Linked DNA regions of Homo sapiens: region 1 is linked to region 2. A link is a contact called in ENCODE Hi-C data. All regions are on one chromosome and are shown on one strand. The core of a region is the stretch at or near the end of the contact, and the rest is flanking DNA. Distances in the headings are between cores, read along the strand shown. Region 1 holds the start of LINC00987 (long intergenic non-protein coding RNA 987). Region 2 holds the start of KLRG1 (killer cell lectin like receptor G1).

Region 1 (6,781 bases), core at 3,390-5,889, 250 kb before region 2:
AGAAATTTTTCTCTGCATGCTTGAATGTCTACCAAATTTACTTTTTAATAAAAAATGAGGATGGCAGTAAAAAGTGTTAAAAAAAAAAAAAGAATAAACACATTTTAATACAGCAGATTCACTGCCTGGGAAGGCAAGGAGTAATGTTCTAATTGAAAACAAAGGAGTCATTAAGGATATTTCCTCACCAGAAAAAAAAAAAAAATCCTGTATAGTGAAAAAAGAACACTGTTTTAAGAACAAAGGGACAATTTTTCATCACACTCCTATCTGCTATGACTATGTGACTTTGGAAATTTGCAGACTCACTTAACCTTTTAGAGGCTCAGTTTCTTTAAATCTGAAGTCAGAATGACAACACCAAACTCACTGAGGTATTGTGACCATAAAATGAAAAAAAAAAAATCATGATTCCTTTAATGGCATGTTTGTTTAAAAAAAAGAAACTGAAAAGCATGATTAATTGACTTTCATTTCACCAAGTGTGTATTTTCTTTCCAACCTAAGAGAAAACAGATCAATGGAAACAAAGGTATGATTCAGAAAACCTGAAAACTCAGAGTACATCGTTACACTTTGACCCCAAATGTTCTGTAATATTCTATGCAAATTTTTCTTTTGGTATTTGTTGCTTATCCTTTTCTTCCTTCTCATTTTCAGTTACAGCACTTTAATCTGTCTGTCATTATTTCATAACTAGATTACTGAAAAACCATTCTAATTTAACTTCCTTGCCTCCAGCTTTTCTTTACCTCTATCTGTCCTGCATACTCTTAAACACTGCTTTTCTCATGTCACTTGTTTCTCAAACATAGTCAATACTTCCAGAATTCATAAGATTATTGCATTTAAGGTTTTGAAAGAGCACATCTAACTCTATTATCTTATATATATATCATATATGTATTTATAATTACACACGTATATAATTATCTTTAAAAAGTGATGCCCCAGAGATCAGAAGATATATTATAGAATAATATTATAATAAAGATATTTAAGATAATGTTAACAATATGTAAAGATTATATATATCTTATATATATGTATATCTTCTGATTTCTGGAATATCAATTTCTTTTTTATCAAGCTAACTAACTCCCACTTAACAGACCTTATTCATTTGTCCTAGCCTTATGTTTTATTATATATTATACCTTCTGTTTACCTAATTATGGGAAACACACCCTGAAAATAGCCATTCTACTCTAGAGGGTAAATTTTTACTATCCCTGTGAAGCACCCTTCCACCTTTGTATATATATTTGCACAGTCCTTTCCTGGGAATAACTCCCCATTCTCCTCCACCTCCCATCCATGAATGATCATCTTAGGTTCCGCTTTGGTAAAGTCTTTTCCGGCCTAACTAAAGTTGATTGTCTTTTCATTCCTGACTCCCTATTGTCTATACTACATACTTTACTGAATCCTGTTGCTTATTGTTTATGTCTCCATATTAATTCAATGTCGAAACAAACAAACAAACAAAAAATCATTCCCGAAATCATCTTGCTTAGCTAATATCCATTCCTCGTTTGATTCTCACTGCAAACAGAAGACATGTGAACACAATTTCAGTGTAAAAGCAATATTTGGTGTATTAAATTACTCTTTATCCTTCCCTTCACCAGTTGAGTAATCATCTTAGAGAGAGCTACATTTGTTTTTTTTTAATCAACTTTTATTTTAGATTCAGGAGGTACATGTACAGGTCATTTGTTTTTATTTATAAAGAAAAATATATTTAGCTCTAGATTCTATTTGAAGAAAAAATAGGATTAGCCTTTTTATAGGAAAGTGAACAAAATAACAAGCTGGTAGGTTAAATTGTTCCAATAATAAACATTCCCTGAGCGTATGACCTTATTCCATTTGAGAAATAAGGCAGCAATAAGAAATTGATGATAAAAATGAGGTTCACACTGAGGCCTGTGTGTTGTCTTCCAGGACCAGGTCTGCGAGGTGTACCCCCAGGAGCCGTAGAAATAATGTACCCAATGATCGAAGAAGAACCTCAGATATTGCAAGTGAAAGAGATAGTCCGGAAGTACTTCCCTGAGACCTGGATCTGGGATTTGGTGGTAGTTGAGTAAGTTGTGTGTTGCCTGGAATTTAGTTTAGGAGAGGGTTTGAATCCTGCTGTATGACTGATGTTATCCTGGATTCCTGATCCTTTTAGTTCTGCTCTGCTCTTTTCTGGTAAATATTTAGGTTTATAGTTCATTTATCTCATAATTAAACAATGCTAATTTTTTTTCTAATTTAGTCTATTGATAACTAAGATAATAGAAAGTAGGATGCTACCAGCCCTCTTAAATAAAGGAAAGGGAAGGGGAGGGGAGGGAGATTGAAAGAAAGAACAAAAGGAAGGAAAGAATGAAAGAAAAGAGGAAGAAATAAAGGGAGGGAGGGAAGGAGGGAGTAAGGGAGGTAGGGAGAAAAAAAACTTTAAACCTCACCAGGAGCACCAACCCTTAGATCAAGTTTAGCATTTACCACACTAGGTTACTGAGTTATCATGTTCTAGGATCAGCCATGCTTTGTGTTAAAAAAAAAAAAAAAAGATTTGCTTATACTCCTCTTCTCTGCTCCTTCACTAGCTCATTAGGTATAAGTGAGCTGGTGACCAGGTCCCTGAAACCATCACAGAGTGGAAGGCCAGCGCATTCTGCTTGTCTGGAACCACAGGGTTTGGCCTCTCTCCTATCGTGTCTCTTCAAGCCTTCCAGCCTTTCTTCCTAGAACTCACCCTTCCTTATTCTGTGGTGCGAGGAGAAGCCTTCACACTCAAAGCCACTGTGTTTAACTGCTTGTCCACCTGCATTCGGGTAAGGACACTTCTCTGGAAGTGAATGAGAATAGAAGATAGTCACCATTCATTACCAGGTCTCCTAGGTAACCCAGGAAATCAGAACTGCATATGATATATCCTAATTTTGGAGCAGACCTGGTACTAAGAGAAAAGGTACCTGACAGGCCCAAGGTGGTAAGGTTATATTCATTCAGGCTCCTATATCTGTGTATTCCTAAATTCAGACATTATGTCCACCTGATTGTTTCATGTTTTTCACTAAACACCTCTTTCTTCTGTTGGCACAAGGCTAAATCCTAAACACTTATCCTAATTCCTGTCAGTTTTTCAATTTTCTTGTTTCAAACACCTAAACTACAAAGTGTCTGATAGAGCTGACCATATTTGCACAGCTTCTCAGCGCCTCTGGACTCATGGACATTGTCCCTCAGTCCATTTACCTGATGCACAGAGCATCTTTTGCAGTATTCATGCTGTTCTGCATCCCTTCATAAACTTGTGGTTGGGTGTGGGGGACAGGTCGTTGTGCAGCTGGAGGTCTCTTCCGCTTTCCTGGCTGTTCCAACAGAGAAGAATGAAGAATCTCACTGTGTCTGTAGAAATGGGCGGAAAACCGTGTCCTGGGTTGTGACTCCGAAGTCACTGGGTGAGTAGTAATGCTATTAGCAAATTCCACTTCGTGTGCTTGGATGATTTGTTTTCTGCACTGACCCCAATACACACTTTTTCTCCTCCTTTAATATTAATCAAGAGGAAGACAACCACTGGATACACTGGGGAAACTGGAAAAGAAGAAACTGTTCAATATAGAATCACCGTTTAACTCTTAAGAACTTTATTCCCCAGGAAAGGTGAATTTCACAGCCACTGCGGAAGCCATGCATTCTCAGGAAGTGTGTGACAATGAGTTGACTGACGTCCCACCACTTGCGCAGAAGGACACTGTAGTCAAGGCCTTACTAGTTGAGGTACGTAAGTCTACTCTCTGTGAGTCTCAGAGCCCTTATTATTTCATACAGTATTATCTAACATGCATCTCACAGTGACATTTAATTCCCAAGAATGTGGATAGATCTACAATCCAATTTTTCACCACCATTTTCTCCTTTGCTTTCAAGTGTTTAATTTTTCTTTTATACATTCAGTATCGCTTTACTTTTTTTTTTTTTTTTTGTCAATATAAAGCCTGAAGGAATAGCAAAGGAGGAAACTTTCAACACGCTGCCCTGTGCATCAGGTAAGTGTAATATATAGAGAAAAATTTCATGTTAAGTGACTTGCCAGAGTATGCAGTTGTGGAATGTCTTTTGGGGGCATGCTTTTCTCTGAGAGAGAGAGAGAAAAAAAAAACAACTCTTACCCTCCTCCAAATCTAAGGACATTTGATGAAAAACATTGTCCTGCCCCACTGGCTGCTCTGAAAAGCCGTCTTTGCATTGTGCGTCGTCAGCCTCCTTGCTCGCCGCAGCCGCCTCCGCCGCCGCGGACTCCGGCAGCTTTATCGCCAGAGTCCCTGAACTGTCGCTTTCTTTTTTATCCCCTGCATCGCGTCACCGGCGTGCCCCACCATGTCAGACGCAGCCGTAGACACCAGCTCCGAAATCACCACCGAGGACTTAAAGGAGAAGAAGGAAGTTGTGGAAGAGGCGGAAAATGGAAGAGACGCCCCTGCTCACGGGAATGCTAATGAGGAAAATGGGGAGCCGGAGGCTGACAACGAGGTAGATGAAGAAGAGGAAGAAGGTGGGGAGGAAGAAGGTGATGGTGAGGAAGAGGATGGAGATGAAGATGAGGGAGCTGAGTCAGCTACGGGCAAGCGGGCAGCTGAAGATGATGAGGATAACGATGTCGATACCCAGAAGCAGAAGACCGACGAGGATGACCAGACGGCAAAAAAGGAAAAGTTAAACTAAAAAAAAAAGGCCGCCGTGACCTATTCACCCTCCACTTCCCGTCTCAGAATCTAAACGTGGTCACCTTCGAGTAGAGGGGCCCGCCCGCCCACCGTGGGCAGTGCCACCCGCAGATGACACGCGCTCTCCACCACCCAACCCAAACCATGAGAATTTGCAACAGGGGAGGGAAAAAGAACCAAAACTTCCAAGGCCCTGCTTTTTTTTTTTCTTAAAAGTAGTTTAAAAAGGAAACTTGTATTTTTTATTTACATTTTATATTTTTGTACATATTGTTAGGGTCGGCCATTTTTAATGATCTCGGATGACCAAACCAGCCTTCGGAGCGTTCTCTGTCCTACTTCTCACTTTACTTGTGGTGTGGCCATGTTCATTATAATCTCAAAGGAGAAAAAAAAAACTTGTAAAAAATGCAAAAATGACAACAGAAAAACCATCTTATTCCGAGCATTCCAGTAACTTTTTTGTGTATGTACTTAGCTGTACTATAAGTAGTTGGTTTGTATGAGATGGTTAAAAAGGCCAAAGATAAAAGGTTTCTTTTTTTTCCTTTTTTGTCTATGAAGTTGCTGTTTATTTTTATTTTTTGGCCTGTTTGATGTATGTGTGAAACAATGTTGTCCAACAATAAACAGGAATTTTATTTTGCTGAGTTGTTCTAGCAAAAAAAAAAAGAAAAAAAAAAGAAAAACATTGTTCTGATGAAAATCACTTGGAATGAGCCTCTTAGGGAAATAAATAGAAAGTACTTTTTAGGATAAATTATTATTATTGTATTTTAAGAATAAAGAAATGGGCATAGAGAAATAAAAGACTTGCTTAAAAGCTTAAAAGCTCTTGCCTAATAATAAGGTCTAAGGCTGTTGACCTCAGGACAGGATTCTTTCTGATACCTCTGTGTTTCTCAAATGTCTTCCTAAACCATGTTCAAAATATTGAAATATCTGTGTGACACTAGTATGATTTACTGTTCAATTGACAGTTTAAATGCACTCATGTTTTTACTTAAACAAGTTATTTTAAGAGGAACTCCAGGTTACTAACTTGTATAGAAAACCAGTATTTTACCAATATCATTAATATAGCAATACAAAAATTACCACTATATTGAAAGAGAAGGGGAAAAGCTAACACTTTTTTAAGTTTATTTAAATTATCATTAAAAACCCAACTCTGTGCCACCTATAATCATCTTGACGATAATGCTCAGTCTGCAGATCTCTCTTCTCTATACGAGGATCCCTTGATAAAATCATCTAGTCAATGGCTTTAATAACAACTATGTACTTGTGTCCAAAACTGTACAACTTTGATCCACACCTTTTTCCTGAACTCAAACTCATGTATTCAACTGCCCACTCTCCACTTACAGGCTTGTAGGTCTCATAGGCATATCAAAATCAGCAAGTTTAAGACTGAGTATCTGCTCGTCCTCACAAACCTGCTCCTCCCTCAATTTCCTTCATCTCAGATGATGAAAAATCCATTCTTCTATTTGCTAGGGAGAAACACTTTGGAGTTCTTTACTACATTCTTTCCCCTATCTTCCCTACCCAATCCATGCACAAATCTAGTCGATTCCACCTTCAAATTGCATCCAGAATCTACCCACTTCTCTCCATCTCTACTATTCTAGTCCTTTCTCTTGCAGGCTCTCAATAGCTTTCTAACTGGTCTCCTGATCATCTCTTCTTGTTCCCCTTCAGCGAGAGGGATCCTTTAAAACATGTGTCAGATCGTGTCCCTCCTCTTCTCTAACCCTTTCAGGAATCTCCCATATCCCCCCTAAGTTAAAGCGTAAGTTTTTAATGCCACTTAGAAACCCTTGCTACCCCATGACTTCACGTCTTCCTAATCTCTCCTTCGCTTAACCCGTTCCGGCCACACTGACCTCTTTCTTCCTATTGGAATACACCCAGCATGCTTCAGTCTCTGGAGTCCTTTTACTTTTTGTTCCTTTTTCCTGGAAGTATCTTCCCCCAGGTTTGGATAAATCTGGCTCCTTGACTTACTTAAAGTCTCTGCTCACACAGGACTTTTTATCAATGAGCTTTTC
Region 2 (6,919 bases), core at 232-2,731:
TCTGAACTTCTTAAAGAAAAAAATTCATAATGAGAGATGCCTTCATAAATAGAGAATTCTGCATAATAAATATTTGGACTGATGAATCCAAAAGCATTAAGATTTCTAGAAAAACTTTTAAAAATACATTTGCATCACAGGAGAACATTTAATGAAATACACAAATGTTCATTTTTATGTTATGCTAAATTTTAAAAAGGTATCAAACCATAATTGAATTTGTGTAACCACAAGCCAATTCAAGAAGTAAAGTAAATTTTTAAAATTTACTTTAAGTATATATTGAAAGCCTCTAAATAGTTCCAACTAGGTTCCAATTTATCACCAGTTGTGTGTGTGACCTTGAACATATACTTTGAGATATGCATTACTTCTAACGTAATATTTCTATTCCTTAGAAATTAACATAGATACAATTCAAAAATAGGAAAAGGTTACACAAATAAAGATATCCAATGCTATATAATTTATGGTAATAGAAATAGGTCTAAATATCCCAAGTATACTAGAATGATTTAGCAAATTAAGGCAACACTCTCAAAAGACATTAAAAATTATAATAGTAAAACTATGTAGTAAAAAGAGAGAAAGCTTAGGGAACTACCCTAAAGAATACACCTTGTGGGAGTTCACTGCCTACGATACAAAATCAAGGATTAATTTTGGCATTTACACTATTACCTGTCTGTCTCAGATAATATTCTCTCAGGGCTCTATGTAAAAATGGCTCTTTTGCCTTCAAATCCTCAGTCACAGAGACTATTATCTGTAGTTTCTTGATACTTTTTCTTCCCTGTCACCATTCTAGTGCAACACTGTGAAGTTAAAAAAAAAAAACAAAACTAGATATGTAAATCAGTTTCTTTCCTGACAAAAATCTTACTCGTATCCACCAGCAAAACTATTGGTGTCCTCCTCATTCCATAGTCAGAAAAACAGCCATACCTAGAATTTAAACAGCTGGTCCAAGGTTACTCCGAATATAACTAAAGAGATAAAATTCTCCCAACAAAGTTCCCGCTTTAGCTAAGAGCAAGAAGGAATAACGGCAATGCCCTAAGTTGGGTTTCTAAGATGCGATCAAAGAAGTGAACAGTTAGAAAAGAGTTTACCTGAGACCTAAGATCAGATCCTGTACCATACACCAACTTTTCATATTCCAACTCTGGACTTTAAACTGAACCAAAAGTATTTCCTCAAATTATCCTCAATTCTTCTGCACCCTCTGCTTTAAACTTATTCTACTCCCCATTCATCCATAGCCTACTGTTGCTATGCATCGTCTTCCATGCTACCTTGGTTAACTCACATTTTTGCTGTGGTCCATAGTCATTCTGGGCTTGGGTTGCCGTAGGCAACTCTAACATGGAATAAATAACACTGTCAGTCATCTTCAGCTAAGATCTTTCACATGCAGTTGAGAGAGTTAAATTATAGAAGTGTGAAGGGATATGTATCAGTGAGGAAACAGCCCAATCTCTAAACTGCTAGCAGGAAACTTCACAAAAGCAGAAGTAATTTTTCAGGAAATGATTCAAATTTGGGGGCTGCCTATAGAAATTAATATTGTAAGTTGCTATTTTTTTGCCCCATGACACTGTAGATGCTCACTAAATATATATTAAATTGATTCCCCATCTCACCTAATTCTGTTGAGCAAGGAAAAATTGCTCTCAAGTCCAGCAATTTCAGTTATGGAAACTAAAATAAAAGTGAGAGTGGTTACTAGCTATGAATTTCTCTCGGAATTTTTTCTCTGCTTTGTTTCCTTCTGAAAAAGTAGATGTATGCCAAATGAGACTGACTTCATCATTTCTTGGAACTTTTGGGCAGTGATAAGCAATAACGAAATGGACTGTTGGGTGCATATGCCTGGAATCACGGGAGAAATAGACTATTACCCAGATATATTTTGTGAATATGACATGACCACATCTTCCCCAAAACCTTGTCCAAATTGTGTGATGGTCTTTACCCTTCACAGTATCAGAAATTCCATTATATTTTTTCTCTTTGTTGTCTTATTTTTTTTATTATTATACTTCATGCAAAGATAACTAAAAAGAAGAGCAAAGTAAACAAATACATTCTAACATCTTAGTAATTTGTTTTTAGTAGGTGAAAAGTTAATAAAAAGTTAGAGTAGGCCAGGTGTGGTGGCTCACGCCTGTAATCCCAGCACTTTGGGAGGCCAAGGAGGGTGGATCACCTGAGGTCAGGAATTCAAGACCAGCCTGGCCAACATGGTGAAACCCCGTCTCTACTAAAAATACAAAAAAATTAGCTGGGTGTGGTGGTGGGGGCTGTAATCTCAGCTGCTCAGGAGGCTGAGGCAGGAGAATGGCTTGAAACCGGGAGGCGGAGGTTGCAGCGAGCCGAGACTGCACCATTGTACTCTATCTAGCCTGGGCAACAAGAGTGAAACTCCGTCTAAAAAAAACAAAAGTTAAAGTAAGGAAACAGAAAGAGTATTGAAACTCTTAAGAGTGGATAAGATCATCAAGATAGACTGCATAAGGATAAAAGAAGAGAAACAGGGAGTGCTTTATATTAATTTGTTTTATATTAATAAAAACAAATATATTTCTGCTTCCAGCCATGACAGAATGGCATTAGACTTACTCTCCAATCAAAATACAACACATGGCAAGACACACAAGGCAGCTATTTTCAGGAACACACAGGCAGCATTGTGATCCTTGAGAGAATACAAAGGTGAGTGCAATGATCACCCTAGCTTTCTATCTAGGACCACTTTCTAGTACAGAGCACAAAAATGAATCCTAAACAGAACAGCAGTCTTACTAAAATGAGGAGGCAGATATTGGAGTTTTGAGCTGCTTAAATGGCTGGAATTTGCAGGGCAGGATAATTCACAAGAGAGAGGCACCCTTAAGACTGTAGGAATTCACTGTATGTCTGTGGCCAAGTTCTAGGCTGCGCAGACATAGGACAAAACTCTGCAAGTCCAAGCTGAGATAGTTCCTGCAGGGCCAAGAGCTGAACAGAAAGGACAGAGGTGATGCATTGCTTAGTAGCACCAACCAAAAACAGAGCAAAACTTAACATTGCCAAAAAGAGTCATCAATAGTTTAGCTGCCTCTGAGAACAAATTTTCACGCCCTTAATATGAAGGCAAAACAAACAAAATGTGGTCTACACATACAATGGAATATTAGTCTTAGAAAGGAAATCCTGTCATACTTTATAACACTGATGAACCTTGAAAACATTATACTAAGTGAAATGAACTGATCACAAAATGACAAATACTGTGTGATTCCACTTATATGAGGAATCTAAAGTAGTCAAACCCATAGACAAAGAAAGAAGAATGGTTACTGAAAGAAGTTTGGAGGGAAAAAGAAAAGGAAGTTGCTTAATGGGTACAGGGTTTCAGTTTTGCAGTGTGATTAAGTTCTGGAGATACGGTACACAACAATGTGAATATTCTTGTATTCACTTGCTTGGACTATCACAACAAAATACCATAGACTAGGTGACTTAAACAACAGAAATTTATTTATATTTTCATCATTCCACAGACTGAAAGTCTAAGATCAAGATGCCAGCAGAGTTGGTGTTTGGAGAGTGCTTCCCCTGTGGGTTGCAGACTTCTCACTATATCCTCAAGTGGCTTTTCCTCAGTGTGTGCACAAGGGAAGAAAGAGAGAGGGCTCTGGTCTCTCTTCTTACAAGAACATTAATCCTATCAGATCAGGGCCCCACCCTTGTAACCTGATTTAACCTTAATTACTTCCTTAAACACTCCATCTCCAAATACAGTCACACTGAGGATTAGGGCTTCAATATGTGAATCTGGGGGAGACAAACATTCAGTCCATAATAATACTTAACACTACTGAATTGTATGCTTTAAAATAATTAAGATCATTTTTTAAAAAAAGGAAGGTGTATTAGTCCATTCTTGCACTGCTATAAAGAAATACCTGAGGCCAAATAATTGATAAAGAAAAGAGGTTTAATTGGCTCACAGTTCTGCAAGATGTACAGGAAGCATAGTGGCATCTGCTTCTGGGCAGGCCTCAGGAAACTTAGTCATGGTGGAAGGCAAAGGGAAATGTCTTACATGGCCAGAGCAGGAGCAAGAGAGACGCGGGGAGGTGTTACACACTTTTAAACAACCAGGTCTTGTGAGGAACTCTATCAGGAGAACAGCTCTAGGGGTATGGTACTAAACCATTCATGAAAAACCATCCGCGTGATCCAATCACCTCCCACCAGGCCCCATCTCCAACACTGGAGATTACAATTCAACGTCAGATTTGGGTGGGGATGCAGATCCAAACCACATCAGAAGGCAACATAGGAATCAGGGGCTCTTTGAAGAAATGGCTAATTCTAGGGCCAGGACAGGGAAAGTACAAAATAAGCTTGGAGGATCTTCCAGTCTTTTAATGTTAAAAAATAAGCAAGTTAAAAAAAAAAAGATGGGAGCATATCAGGACACAGAAACCAACCTGGAAAAGCTCCCAATGGAACAATATGAACAACAAAATAAATGACAGTGTTGAATTATAACACAAGGGGAAAAACTATATAAATCCATACTGATTTAAATAAATAAATAGGTGAGAAGTGACAAATCTTGCTTACAGAAAATACCAAATAATATATGTAGATACTCCCCATTCAGGATGTGGAATTTAACTCTCCTCCCTTTGAGGGTAGTCAGGGATAAGAGACTCACTTCCAAAGAGTACACTATGGATAAAAGGAAATAGTAACTATTCATTAAAGAATCTTGGCAAATACCACCTCAACCACATGAACAGGGTTCACTGCGTGAACCACCAGTGATGAGTCTTGTTGATATCATGTACCCCCTAATATGATGCAATGATAAAAGCACCTAACCAGTAAGGTTTGTTCCCCAAAATCCATAACCCCAGGGTGGTATTATACATATGTATATATTGGTTTTCATCCACAGTTTCTGGCTCCTAACTCCTATGGTCCCTGTTACAGTCCTTTCTTATAATGTTGAGTGTGTCAGGCCCCAAGGGGAAGGCCTCTGGCCTTCTTCTGCCCTCCTTTCATCTGCCTCAAGGCAGGACTCTAATTTTCCCCTGCCTTTCTGATTGTGGGTCTTAAAACCTTCCCCAGAGAGGGTCCTGCCCTTTACTGGGGTGACAAGGGGAGGGGGTCAGCAGCAAGAATGCTGATGTCCTGAAGCTTCCATAAAAACCCAAGAGAACTGTGTCAGAATGCTTCCAGATGACTGAACCTGTGGAGATTCCTGGAGAGCAGCCTTCCCAGAGAGGGCATGGAAGCTCCACACCCCTTTCCCCATACCCTGCCCTACAGTTCTCTTCATCTGTATCTTTTGTAATATACTTTATAATAAACTGATAAACATAAGGGTTTCCCTGAGTTCTGTGAGCTGCTCCAGCAAATTAACTGAACTCAAAGGGGAAGTTGTGGAAATCCCAACTTGAAGCTTATTGGTCAGATGTTCCAGAGGCCCAGACTTGTGACTGGTGTCTGTGGGTGTAGGGGGTGATCTTGCATATTGAATCCCTGAAATGTAAGATCTAACACTATCTCCAGGTAGATAATGTCGGAATTGAATTAGAGGATACCCAGTTGGTGTCTGCTAATTGGTATGTGGGGAACACCCCTACCACATTTGGTCACACAAGTCTTCTTCTGTGTTGATAATTGTGGTAGTGCTGGTGTGAAAGCAGAAGAAAAACACAGCTGAAGAAAGTTTTCCCCTACACATCCAATGTAAACATGCAAAAAAAAAATCAGATAATTCTAAATTGAGTGGTACTCTACTAAATATCTGACCAATACTCTTAAAATATATCAAGTTCACGAAAAAAAAAAAACACTGAGAAACTGTCATAGACCAGAGGAAAACAATAAATATAACAACTAGATGTAATGTGGTATCCTGGATTGGATCTTGGAACAGCAAAAAGAGCATTAGTGGAAAACTGGTAAAATTCAAACAATGTAGCAATATTCATTTCTTACATTTGAGAAATGTGCCATGATTTTTTAAGATGCTAACATTAGGGGAAATGGGGTGAAAGGTATAAAGAAATGTTCTGTGCTATCTTAAAAACATTTCTGTAAATCTGAAATTATTCCCCAATAAAACTTTTCTTCAAAAAAGAGGATACATAACACAGATTAGCCATAATGCATCACATTTAATATCTAGCATACAATAAAATATTATTAGAATCCAAAGAAATAAGAATATATGGGCCATGGATCAAAGAAAAGTCAGTAAGTAGAAAAGAAACTTATGTAACATAGATGCTGGAACTAGCAAACAAGGACTTTAATATCTGCATAAATACGTTCAAAGACTTAGAAGAAAATATAGTCATAATGAATAAAAATTTGAAGAATCTCAGAGAAGTAGAAACTACCAAAAAGAATCAAGTGACTATTCCAGAACAGAACAGCATTCATAATTTTTAAAAATAACTGAATGAGGGCCAGGCACGGTGGCTCACAGCTGTAATCCAGCATTTTGGGAGGCGGGGGCAGGTGGATAATTTGAGGTCAGGAGTTCAAGACCAGCCTGGCCAACATGGTGAAACCCTGTCTCTACTAAAAACATAAAATATTAGCCTGGCCAACATGGTGAAACCCTGTCTCTACTAAAAATATAAAACATTAGCCTGGCCTGGCGGCACATGCCTATAGTCCCAGCTGCTCAGGAGGCTGAGGCAGGAGAATCACTTGAACCCAGGAGGCAGAGGTTGCAGTGAACTGAGATTGCACTACGGCACTCCAGCCTAGGTGACAGAGCGAGACTCCATCTCAATAATAATAATAATAATAGCTGAATGAGATTAATAGCAAATAGAAGAGGGCAGATAAAAAGGTCAGTAAACATGAAGACAGATTGCTAAAAATAATCCAATATGAAGAATAG

The links. Hi-C counts contacts between places; a loop is a spot of excess contacts on that map. Pooled maps may share reads with other maps.
Region 1: a pooled map shows a loop between it and region 2 (3-fold over the local background). The contact joins the promoter of LINC00987 here to the promoter of KLRG1 in region 2. A Hi-C loop is called at or near these places in 3 of 37 single-sample maps with no recorded cell type and 12 of 50 pooled maps.

What each region holds. Positions count from the first base shown.
Region 1 is chr12:9,237,931-9,244,711 of GRCh38, reverse strand. It overlaps LINC00987 (long intergenic non-protein coding RNA 987), which reads right to left and starts at 4,639. Exons shown (of 7, transcript NR_137434.2): 1 at 4,173-4,639; 2 at 3,253-3,594. It overlaps MIR1244-3 (microRNA 1244-3), which reads left to right and starts at 5,161; the gene lies at 5,161-5,245. It also overlaps the pseudogene A2MP1 and the pseudogene PTMAP4. RefSeq lists an enhancer at 3,106-4,305.
Region 2 is chr12:8,984,108-8,991,026 of GRCh38, reverse strand. It overlaps KLRG1 (killer cell lectin like receptor G1), which reads right to left and starts at 1,481. Exons shown (of 5, transcript NM_005810.4): 1 at 1,310-1,481. The coding sequence starts at 1,391.